Regions from separate parts of the Homo sapiens genome. Here region 2 is linked to region 1. The links are chromatin contacts, found by Hi-C or POLR2A ChIA-PET in ENCODE. All regions are on one chromosome and are shown on one strand. The core of a region is the stretch at or near the end of the contact, and the rest is flanking DNA. Distances in the headings are between cores, read along the strand shown. Region 1 has its middle 230 kb from the start of VAPA. Region 2 has its middle 8.7 kb from the start of NAPG.

Evidence for each region. Hi-C counts contacts between places; a loop is a spot of excess contacts on that map. ChIA-PET counts read pairs that join two places held with the same protein, here RNA polymerase II (POLR2A). Pooled maps may share reads with other maps.
Region 2: a map of IMR-90 shows a loop between it and region 1 (11-fold over the local background). The contact joins two enhancer-like sites. A Hi-C loop is called at or near these places in 2 of 168 maps with a recorded cell type or tissue (IMR-90 and heart right ventricle), 1 of 37 single-sample maps with no recorded cell type and 8 of 50 pooled maps. POLR2A ChIA-PET finds 5 or more read pairs at or near these places in 3 of 52 experiments (AG04449, WTC11 and activated T-cell).

What each region holds. Positions count from the first base shown.
Region 1 is chr18:10,139,160-10,144,653 of GRCh38, reverse strand. No RefSeq gene overlaps it. Among named protein-coding and RNA genes, the nearest start is that of VAPA, 230 kb to the right of the region's middle. RefSeq lists an enhancer at 3,671-4,170. Within about 2 kb of position 3,538, at least 8 of the 41 ENCODE cell types and tissues checked have a DNase peak (open chromatin) inside an H3K27ac peak, as active enhancers do.
Region 2 is chr18:10,514,635-10,520,069 of GRCh38, reverse strand. No RefSeq gene overlaps it. Among named protein-coding and RNA genes, the nearest start is that of NAPG, 8.7 kb to the left of the region's middle. Within about 2 kb of position 1,374, at least 16 of the 41 ENCODE cell types and tissues checked have a DNase peak (open chromatin) inside an H3K27ac peak, as active enhancers do.

The sequences.
Region 1 (5,494 bases), core at 2,289-4,788:
GAGGCAGGTGGATCACTTGAAGTCAGGAGCTTGAGACAAGCTTGGGCAACATTGTGAAACCCCATCTCTACTAAAAATACAAAATTTAGCCAGGTGTGGTGGTGCACGCTTGTAATCCCAGCTACTTGGGAGGCTGAAGCAAGAGAATCACTTGAATCTGGGAGGTGGAGGTTGCAGTGAACCAAGATGATACCACTACACTCCAGACTGGGTGACAGAGTGAGACAAAAAAAAAAAAGGCACAAAATGAAGTAAATAATGATTTTTCATGCAGGATGAGTTTGTTAAGAGGCACAGACTCAACATTTGCATATTCTCTTCCTGAATCCAGACATAATGACCCATCTGAGGAAGGACAGCAGGGATGAAATCTCTCTTGACCTCACAACAACGCCAATATGCAGCACAGCATCCCTTCCTGGGTTAAGAGCTTGGTGATCTTCCCACGAACAGGCAGCTGTCCAAATGGAAGCTCAGAGTGACCTCTGTGCCTAGATCTAAAATAAAAGGAGAGAGACAGCCTGAAATTTATGCCTAAATATCCACTCCTGACACACATTCACAATCAACATCAGCAAACATGCTTGGTTTTGGCAGTCTGCTGTTTAGGATTCACATGTTTTTAGATTCTGCAGTGAATATTTAGGTTTTGTTCTTGGAAGTCAATAAGTGCCTGGCATCTAGATGTTTTTCTTCTTCATTTTCCTGAGGGAAATTACAATATTAACATAATGAACCTTAGCAAAGCTAGTGACATTCCCTTCCCGTTCCACCAAAAATAACATGCAATAATGTGAGGACTCACCCTGGAGAGACGCCAGAGTGGAAGGAGAATGATTTGTGGTGGGAGCAGCCCAGAGTGGCCTGATGACCATGCAGGGTACACAGAGGCAGCCATGCAGCCAGCTGGTCTTCATGCTACTTGTCTGTAGAACTGAGCCAAATGGCACTGGCAAGAAGAGGGCCAGGGAAGGCACCTCTGCCTCCCTCCATGACAGCATCAGGGATCCGTAGTCTCAAGGCCAAAGGACCACTGGCTCCAGTAATCACCTTGTGTGAACATCTGTGCCCCAGCTCTATATTCTCTCTCTTTTTTTTTTTTTTTTTTTGAGACAGAGTTTTGTTGCCCAGGCTGGAGTGCAATGGCACGATCTCGGCTCACTGCAGCCTCCACCTCCCAGATTCAAGGGATTCTCCTGCCTCAGCCTCCAGAGTAGCTGGGATTACAGGTGCCTGCCACCATGCCCGGCTAATATTTTTTTTATTATTTTTTTTAATTTTTAGTAGAGATAGGGTTTCATCATGTTGGCCAGGCTGGTCTTGAACTCCTGGCCTCAGGTCATCTGCCTGCCTCGGCCTTCCAAAGTGCTGGGTTTACAGGCATGAGCCACCACGCCTGTCCACCAGCTCTATCTTCTTAAAGCAGATTCCAGTCACTGGCAAGGTAATTCACATGGCAGGCCCTGCGAGGGCTGCTCAGGGCTTCTATAGCATGCACTATAGATGAGGATGATAATAATGACCTCATCACATCGTTGAAAGAGGAGTAAAAGTGCACCTGGCACATACAAAACACCCAATAGATGGGCAATCCTCCCAAGAAGGAGACTGCACTGTCATTGGCATGTCCATGTGAACTTGCTCATCAGGTGGCTTTCTGCTTTCACAAGACGGTCTGCGCAGAACGAGAATGCTGACTTGGGGCTCTCAGGAGGGAGGTTGCTGGTGGCAGGAGAGGGGATGAGGGCATGTGGGCGGGGTGAGGGAACGTGGGGGATAAACTCGATCTACTCTAAGTGTTTTTTCCCGTGCTGGCTGCATGGGGGAAGGGAGGGAGCAGGCTTCAGGAGGAGGGGTAGCAGGAACATAGCATAGGGTAACCTAGTCTCAGAATTTTTCACAATTGGACTTGGGAGAGGGCACCAGTGTTATAAAGGGAAGAGGGCGCCAAGTCGCATAGCTGGGCAGAGGCCAGGGAGGGGAGCCCTAAGTGCTGGGCCAACGTGAGGGTGAGAGCCAGGGCACCGGGAAGCAAGGGCTGTGAGTCAGGGATATTTTCCAATCACAGACCTGGGAAAAAACAGAGCTGGAATGCACTTTAAAAATCACATAGCTCGATTTTTATTTTGCACAGAAACTGAAGCCAGGGGTCCCGTCTCACAAGGAAAAGTTAGAACTTACACTCAGTTGTGTCCATTTAAATCTAACAACCCACAACTTGTTCATAAATTAATTAATTAGTTAACTAATTACAATATAAATTATCCAGACAAAAATTTGAGTCACAGCTTATTTTCCAGCTTTCAGTCACACAGTCAAGAACAAAGCGAGTTTGAATCTGAACACGAGGTTCCAGTATCGGCACTGAAATCATGATGCCCTTTATGACTTCATTATCTGTCAGGGAGAGGCTCGGAGAAACAGGAAAATCGGTTATTTGTAGCTACTCCATTATCTGAAAAATATCCGCGCATAAGTCACATTGGGCTCTAAGGGTTTTACTTTCCACAAGTAGAGAATGCTGGTGAACAGTTGGAAAATAAGAATTCTCTGGGCTTCCTAAACACAATGGCTGCTGTTAAGTTGAATTTATGTATCAGGCCACATAAAAATGTGTGAAAATGAAGAATCAGGAACTAAAGAAAGTAAACAATAGAGAAGAGAAACACTCTTGTCATAAAATCAGTCTGTCTTTTAGACAATTTGTGGCGGGTGGGAAATGGAATTTTTCACATGCTCAGTGCACAGATTTAAACTGTTGATACCTCTTTCGATGTCACAAGGTGGAGGACTTGGAGTATGTGAAAGCTGGTGCTTTCCCCAGGGACCGTGGAGAACAAATGCCCGGGCAGGAGGGCGTGCCTCGGGAGACTCCAGGAACATGAAGAGTATCCCTTGGCATGACCTTTGGATAAAGCCAACTCTTTGTGAACTCAAAGTGACTTGCTGGTTTCCCCAGAGCATGGCTGGCCCCCAAGGGTGTCTTCCTAGCAGTGGCTTGCATCATGCTGTGATAAGGGCTTCTGTCACCCTACAGATGTGAAAGCTCTCCCCTAACTCAAACATCAGCCAAGCACCCCGAGCTACCCTGCAGAGCCAGAGCCTCGGATGTGTGAGGAGTTGCCCCAGCTGGATCAACCAAATCAGGAAGAGACTTTGGCCATTTCAAAAATAAACTTCTCTGCCCACCTCAGTTCATTCGGCTGAAACAGACCAGGGTGAGTCTCACAGTGTCTTCTCCTATTTGGCTACTTTAGCCTGGGGTACTCACACAGGTCAACCCATCTGAACACATGAAAATAGTTCCCATTTAGGCAACCTCAGTTTCTCTTTTATAATCCCTGCAAAGTTAATATAGACTTTCAGGCTAGATTCTACCCAGCTCCAACATTCAACACATCACTCACCTGGTGTGAAAGGAGCCCAGGTCAATATCTAGCTAATGTGTGCCCTGCTGAATCGGCCCGATGACTAACTCTTTTATGTGCTTGCTTCTTGTGAGCTGAAAACTAAACAGAAACTATTTACAAAGCCCAGGGGCCTGAATGGGTGGCTCTCTCAGCAGGGGGTGGGGCCCCACCAAGCTTGGGATGAGGTTGTCAGCTGGGGCCAATTTAGATTTCCCTGACCGCCACTGTCAGCCTTCTCCAGCTTTTGCACAAATTCTATATTCCACTGACTATAGCCTCCCAGCCTCAAATCACTTTGGGAAGCTCTACAAAGACTCATCTCTGACCTGGGTCTTTGTTGTTATTTCCTGCATGAAAATGGGGGTAGGAGAAAAAAAGAGAGACTTTTTTTTCACTGTGTCAGAGTTTGTAAAGTGACACTTGAGTAAGTCTGTGGGGTTAGAGTTATTCAGAGCAAAGGCATACTGTGAAGGAAGCACTTTACAACAGATTGGGTAACAAATCCCGGCCCTGTGTCTGCAGGGCTGATTTTTCGCCTGAAACTAAGAGCTGCAGCTCAGCTTCCTCCTGGGCACCACTTCAGTTCAACAAGCCCAAAGCCACCCTGACCAACTGCCGTCCTAGGGCCCCTCTCACTCCTACATGAGTCTGCCATTGGCCCAGTGCTTCAAACCCACAGTCTGCCTCCCCTCCCATCAGTCACCAAATCTCACCAAGTCGACTTCCTTTCTGCTGCTCACCCCTTTCCACTCTCCCACCACTCTGCTGCTGCCAGTGTGGATGGGCCCGTATCCTCTCCACCTGCACTAGAGTAACATTCCCCTCGCAGGGGCCCCTGCTTCCAGTTCATCCCTCCAATCCTTGCTCCACACTGCAGTCAAGGGTGAGCTTTCTGAAGCAAAAACTCTTCTCAAGTCATTCCCTCCTTGCAGGGCTGCCAGGCCTGCAGGGAACACTGTCCAGTTTTCTAGGAGTGCAACTGAGTCAGGGGCGGGGATTCTGGAGGAGGCTGAGATTTGAGAAGGATGAGTCAGCTCCAGACAAGTTGAGTTTGAAGTGGCTTGAATCATCCTGGAAAAAATGTCATATGGGAAGCAGATAGTCTGTCTAAAGCTCGAAAGAAATGCAGCGGCTGGAGATGGGCCCTGGAAAAACGGGCTTTATCTCTGGCCCTGTCCTCCACAGATCCCGCTGTCCTGCACCATGTTTCAGACACACTGGCCTCCTTGCAGTTCCACATGCCCTTCATGCCCTCATCTCCTGGAGCTTTACAGATGGAGACCCACATATGGAAACACTCTCTCCAGCCTTCTCACACGCTTTGCCTGCTGATCCTCTACTTGTCCTTCAGGACTTGGTTTCAACAGCAACCCCAACAGGATGTGCTCCCAAAGCACATGCACTTGCCACCAGGGCCACATTGATCGTTCATGCTGAGATCAACTATTTCCTGTCTTCTCCCACCACTAGACTCCAAGATCTGGGGTATGCGCTCAGTAAATATCTGTTAAGCAAAAGAATGATTAATTGTTTAATTATTTATCTACAGTATCAAGAAGTTCTATAAGCCCCAGGAAAGATAAATATAAAGAAATGCACACCTAGACATATCATCATAAAACTGCAAAAAAAAAAAAAAAGACAAAAAGAAAATCTTAAAAGCAGCCAGAGAAAAAAAATTCAAGTACCTTCAAGTGAGCAATAGATTGACAGCTAATGTTCCACACAAAAAAACCCCAAAAACCAAAAAAAAAAAAAAAAAAAAAAACAGAAGGCAGCAAACAATGCAATGGTATGTATCTACAAAGGACAGAAGAAAATCAGCTGCCAACCTAGTAACACACTGTGCATGGGGAAAACATGCTTCAAGAATGAAAGTTAAAGAAAGAGGCCGGGTGCGGTGGTTCACACCTGTAATTCCAACACTTTGGGAGGCCAAGGTAGGTGGATCACCTAAGGTCAGGAGTTCAAGACCAGCCTGGGCAACATGGTAAAACGCTGTCTCTACTAAAAATACAAAAATTAGCCAGGCCTGGTGGCTTGCAACTGTCATCCCAGCTACTTGGGAGGCTGAGGCAGCCTCC
Region 2 (5,435 bases), core at 125-2,624, 380 kb before region 1:
GTTTAACAACAGATCTCTGTTAAATCCACTCTAACGAACACAACCGTTTTGATGAATATTATTTTTAAAGAGAGAGAAAAATACAGATCTTCCTTTGCAAGCTATCTTTGAATAAAAGATAAAACCAACACACTGAATTGGCTTAGTGGAAACCCGTCATGTATTTCATTAGACCACTTGCAGATAGCCTAGTGCCAACCTATAAATGTTCTCTCTTGAAAACCACATCCCATAGATATACAGCAATCATTTTCTTTCAAGGAGGATATATTCACGCAGTTACATTTTGTACAAATATAAAGTAGGCAAAATTGAAAGAATACAACATAAAACATGACTCATTAATGAAGTTTGTGAATTACTCATTCACAAACTGCATTAATGAATTTTTTTAAATAACATGTCTTCCAAATTAAGAATTCCTCAAGAAGTGCACGTTTGGAAGCTGCCAGGAATAAAGAGCTGTGGACTGGGTTTATGCTATTCATTCTTTAGGCACTCATTCAACAAGTATGTGTGGAATGGTTTCTCCATGCAGGCACTGTTCTAGGCTCTGGGAGACAGCCCTGAATGCAGCAGGGATTCACAGAGCTGACATTCTAGCACAGGGCATATGGGTGGGGTTGTGGAGTCCAGTAGGAAACTGGCTAAGGCGGTGTAGACACAGTGCTAGAGGGGGTCAACACTCAGGAAAACAAAGCAGGATGTGGGAATGGGAGGGCACCCGTGAGTGTGGGGTGAGTTTCTTCACCAGGTAGGTGACAATGAAATAAAGCTCTGAAGGAGTGGTGGCCTGAGACCTGGGATATCTGGACAAAGATAGTTGCCGATAAAGAAGGAATAGCAAATTTGTGAGGCAGAGTATGCGGGCGCCTGGCCCCACATTCCAGGGGAGAATGGGGAGGTGACGAGGTTGCAGGGGCCAAGGGTGACTTGGCTAGAAAAGCAACACATGACTCCCTTTGTGAAGATTGGATTAAAATTATGCAATGGTTGCATTAAGTTTGAAAATCTTCAGGGACACATTTCTTGCAACTTCCCTCTACTCGTGTAATTAGAAATGAATAAATGTTAATAAGGAAGCTGAAAAGGCTCTAATGGTCTAGAACGTTATATAAAGCTTACTGGAACATGACGTTCTCAAAGTGTACTAGGATTGCAAAAGCAGCCACAGGACCCTTATTTTCCAGATTCCTGTGGAGCTGAGGAGGAGGAATCACAGCCTAATGGAGGGACACATGGCAAAGGAGCATGGAGCTGTGTGCTAGCAGGTGCACAGCGGGGTCATGGCCACTGTTGTTCAGTGGGGCCACCAGATCACAGATGAACACTGCAGCCGTTTCACATGTGACTGCCCTCATCCTTCATTTCCTATCCCCCACTGCGTGGAGCCCTTGGGTCACAGTTACGGCTGGAGGAGGCTGTGGATTCAGAAACGCAGTTGTGGATAAGGAAAGGTTTAGCACTGCCCACAAATGAAAAGAGACCTTCCAGATTTAGAGAAAAGGAAAAAAGCAAACAAAACAAAATAAAAACCCTCTTTTCTCCAGCTCCCAACATAATCAGAGATGAAAGAAGACAGTTTTAGCCTGGTAAATAAGAAAATAAACAAGAGCTTGAAATGGATAAGTTTTTTCTTCTAAATTTGTTTTTGCAAAGGGTTTTTCTTCCCTGAAAAACAAAATACTAAAATAGCAAGTTGTGTTTTCATTTATAAATCCTTCTCAAGAGGAAATCTAATAATAACAAGGGGTTTCCATTGGATTCCAACTTATTTCATAATGTAAATATATTTCTATCCTCTGGGGAAAAAAGCTTCCCCAAGCCAGGTATTTATCGTTTAAATTTGTGATTTTATTCACTTCCATTTTTCCCTCTCTTTTACCTTGAACAGCCTCTCAAACTGAAGAGGAGTGTTCAGTTCTACAGCTTATTAGATAGGGCCTCTTCATTCAACGATGCAAAGTTTAGAAAGAACGTGGACGATGACTTGCTATGTTTTGTTCTACATCCAATCAGAAGAGTAGCTTGTGGCTCAAAAAGTCTTATCTTAGAAGATCAAATGTCCACATTTTAAGAGAGCGGGGCTGTATACTAGAAAGAAAAATGGATTAGAGTCAGTCATACTTTCAAACCTCAGCAGTATTTCTTATGTTATTTAAAGACATATATTATCTGGTTTCTTTGAGCTTCAGTTTCTTCTCCTATAAAATGGGAAGAATAATAATGTGGTGGATTAAAAATGGCAGCCAAATCTCTGACCCTCTTCCATTGAGAGGGGGACTCTGTCCCATCCTCTTGAATGCAGGTGGGTTTTGTGACTGCTTTGACCAAAAGAACAAGGATGTGATACTGTGCCAGTCTCAGGGCCCAATCTTCAAGGCACAGGCAGCTCCCACTTCCCATCTCTCAAAACATGAAATAGCTCTTGGAACCCTGAACAGTGCAACTCCCTTGAGGCTGCCATGATGTGAGGAAGCTCAAGCCACCCCGGTAGAGGTCTATGAGCAGAGAAGCAATGGCCAGCTGCCCCGCATCTCCCAGCTGCAGCCATTAGAGCCGTCCCAGCAAAGCTTCCAACCGTGAAGCTGAGTGGAGCTCCTCTGACTGTGCCCTGTCCAAATTTTCCATCCACATCATCAGGAGATACAATAATACTGTTTTAATCCATTGAGCTTTGAGATGGCTTGTTAAGCAGCAATAGATAAACATACTAAATGCTTATGTTGTGGAGCTACTGTCAGTTTTACAAATAATACCTCCAAGGCGCCTACACAGAATGGACACATAGGGAACATTCAGTAAATAGGAGCCATCATTTGTACTGTTGTTCTCATGATCTTCCCACAAGAGCGTTTATTAGAAATGTGATCAGAGAATCCTTTCTGAGCTCACAGAAGGCATTGAAATCCCTCACAGCTGACTTGCGTGGGAGTACACGGGCTTTGGGATGGCAAATCCTTCCTAGCCCAAGCCAGTCAGGTGCAGGAGAGCCACTAAAACCCTGCCAGTGCCTGCACTGCCGTTAAACATGTGTCCTCTCAGTAAACGAGACATGCTGTCCCTGCATTCCAGAAACATTGCAGCTCCACCTTGTTCTTGTATTTTTTCCTCCCCTATAAATCTCCCTGGTTACCTAAACTCAGTAGGCAACTAAGCACAATTGGGTTTACAGAAGGCAAGGTGACCTAAGAGATCTTTGAATGTAGCTGTTGATGTCCAGACTGCACGGAGAGCAGTCCAGCCAGGTTGAGAGCCTCTCAAGCACTTATGGTCTCCCTACTCCCAAGTGACCTTCTCTTTGGGGCACAGGTATTTAGGAGACACTTCTAATGATGATTGTAGACATCTCGGGACCATTGAGACACTGATAATATTAGGAAATAAAGTACTTTCAATGGAGCGAACTTGAAGGATTCAGAATCCCAAGATTCCTTAACCTCTCCTGCTGAAGTCCACTGCTCCCCATCCTGGCTGCTGTCAACACCTTCTCTAGCCCGGCCTGCTGGACAACTTGCTCTTCCTGATTAGTCAATCTGCCACCAACCTGGCCTCTGTTCAATGCATCCTCTCCTCTGCAGCACGGTCTTCTTAGAGCACCAATGTCACAGTGCACTCACGCACCTCTTTGTTTTAGTCCTTCTTTACTAATGGAAGAAAAATTTACCAACTGGAGAAGCCTAGGTTTCCAACCCCTGTGTGCCACCCCTCACTTCTCTGACTGATGGCTCATGGGTTAACTCTCTGGGAGGAGTGAGGGACAAAAGCCAGGATGACATGGCCCACAGCTGATGGAAGCAGCCAAGGCCAGCTTGGAGGGGAGGGGAGGACCTTCTGCTTAAGGATTTCTTCTATTTCTCACAGTCAGCCTCTGGATCTAAACTGGGACTCTTAATATCAGTCCAAGTTACCAGGACCAGGACAAATAACTTGGAATAAGGTGCTTTTTTCCGTCAGTTCTTTCAAACTGTTTGAGTAAAAAAAAGAGATGTAACTAAAAGCAGAAAGTTACAAAGCAAAACGAGGGAGGGAAGAGACTTCCAGTCAAGACTCACATGTTCCCCAGCCAAGCCGGGACCAGGCGCTCAGCTCTTGTGCTGATGCTTTAAGCTGTCTCTGTCCCCTAAGGAGAACAGCTTAGGAGTCGTCAGAACCTGCTCGAGTTCCATTTAGAAGCCAAGTGCCCACTTTCCCACTGTGCCCCATGTTGTTTTCCCGTTACCAGTTTCTCCTGTCTCACTCCTGTAGCTCAGGTTTTCAGCTTCTCCTTTTCATCCTCATCTCCAGCATCCCCACAGGAACCTTCCTGGACAGGTTTCTGTTGCTCATCTGAAGTGCAGGCCCTAGCTTGCTGCTGCCCTCCCTTCGGCCTTGTTGCCTTTGGAAGGGCATTCTCTGCATGGCTTCTTTTTGCCCTGGGTTGGCATTCTGCCACCCATCCCACATCATTCTCAGAACAGAACCACAAGTGAGCTGACAACTTCCATCCAGTGAGTTACGTAAAAGCCACACCAGTAGCCACACAGACACATGGAACCATGATGAGGATGCAGCATTTGCAGGCAATTCCAGGAAGAGTTTCTACCTTAACAACGACTTGCTTTAATTTCCTCTGTTCCTGAGCTTCAGTGCTGATCCTACAGATGAAGAGAGAAAGGTCCTTCTCTCATGGTGCAGGCTGAGGACAAAACAGCAGTACACCTGAATGTGTCTGTCTCCAAGCCATCCCCAAGCTTCCGTTTCAGTCATTCTTTGAGCTGTGGCCTTTACCATGGTAGAACTTGAATTTTATGGTGTTAACCTTTAAAGCCAAGATGGAACCTATAATTTAGATAAGCGCTGACCAGCAGATAACTTCCAGTTTACACTACAGCATATGTCTTTGATATTCAAAACAGGCTTCCAAATCAATGCTCTTACTGAATTATAATTTTATACATCTTATTTATTAAAAATATGAATTTACGAAAACAGCAGAACTTGGCAACTTTAACCTGTCCTTTATCCATATTTCAAGACTCCTGGGTTGTATGAGAAGGTGTTACCGTGAACGTGCCCCTCCACCCCACACCTTGCACAGGCTTCCCTATCAGGTGGGTCAAGTTCAGCTCCCAGAGACCAGTTTGAGGCCCTGGCCAGCCTAAGTGAGGTTCCAGGAGTTGGTGTGAGGGTCTGTCTGTCTTTTGATTCTCACAGTAGCAAGAGCATGCACTACCTTACTGTTGAGACATTGAACAGGAAACACATAAATCTTCCCACTTGTTGCTGGGACCATCTGTGTGTAATTTTCCCAGAGAGATTCTTTTTTTCTGCATCCTGAGTAAAGAATTCTCTTTCTGATTCTTAGGTAAGTACTGGAGCTTTTTGCACAGAATATCATTCACAATGAACTTTGCTCCTGACAATAGTTTTAGATAGGGAATTAGTGTAACATT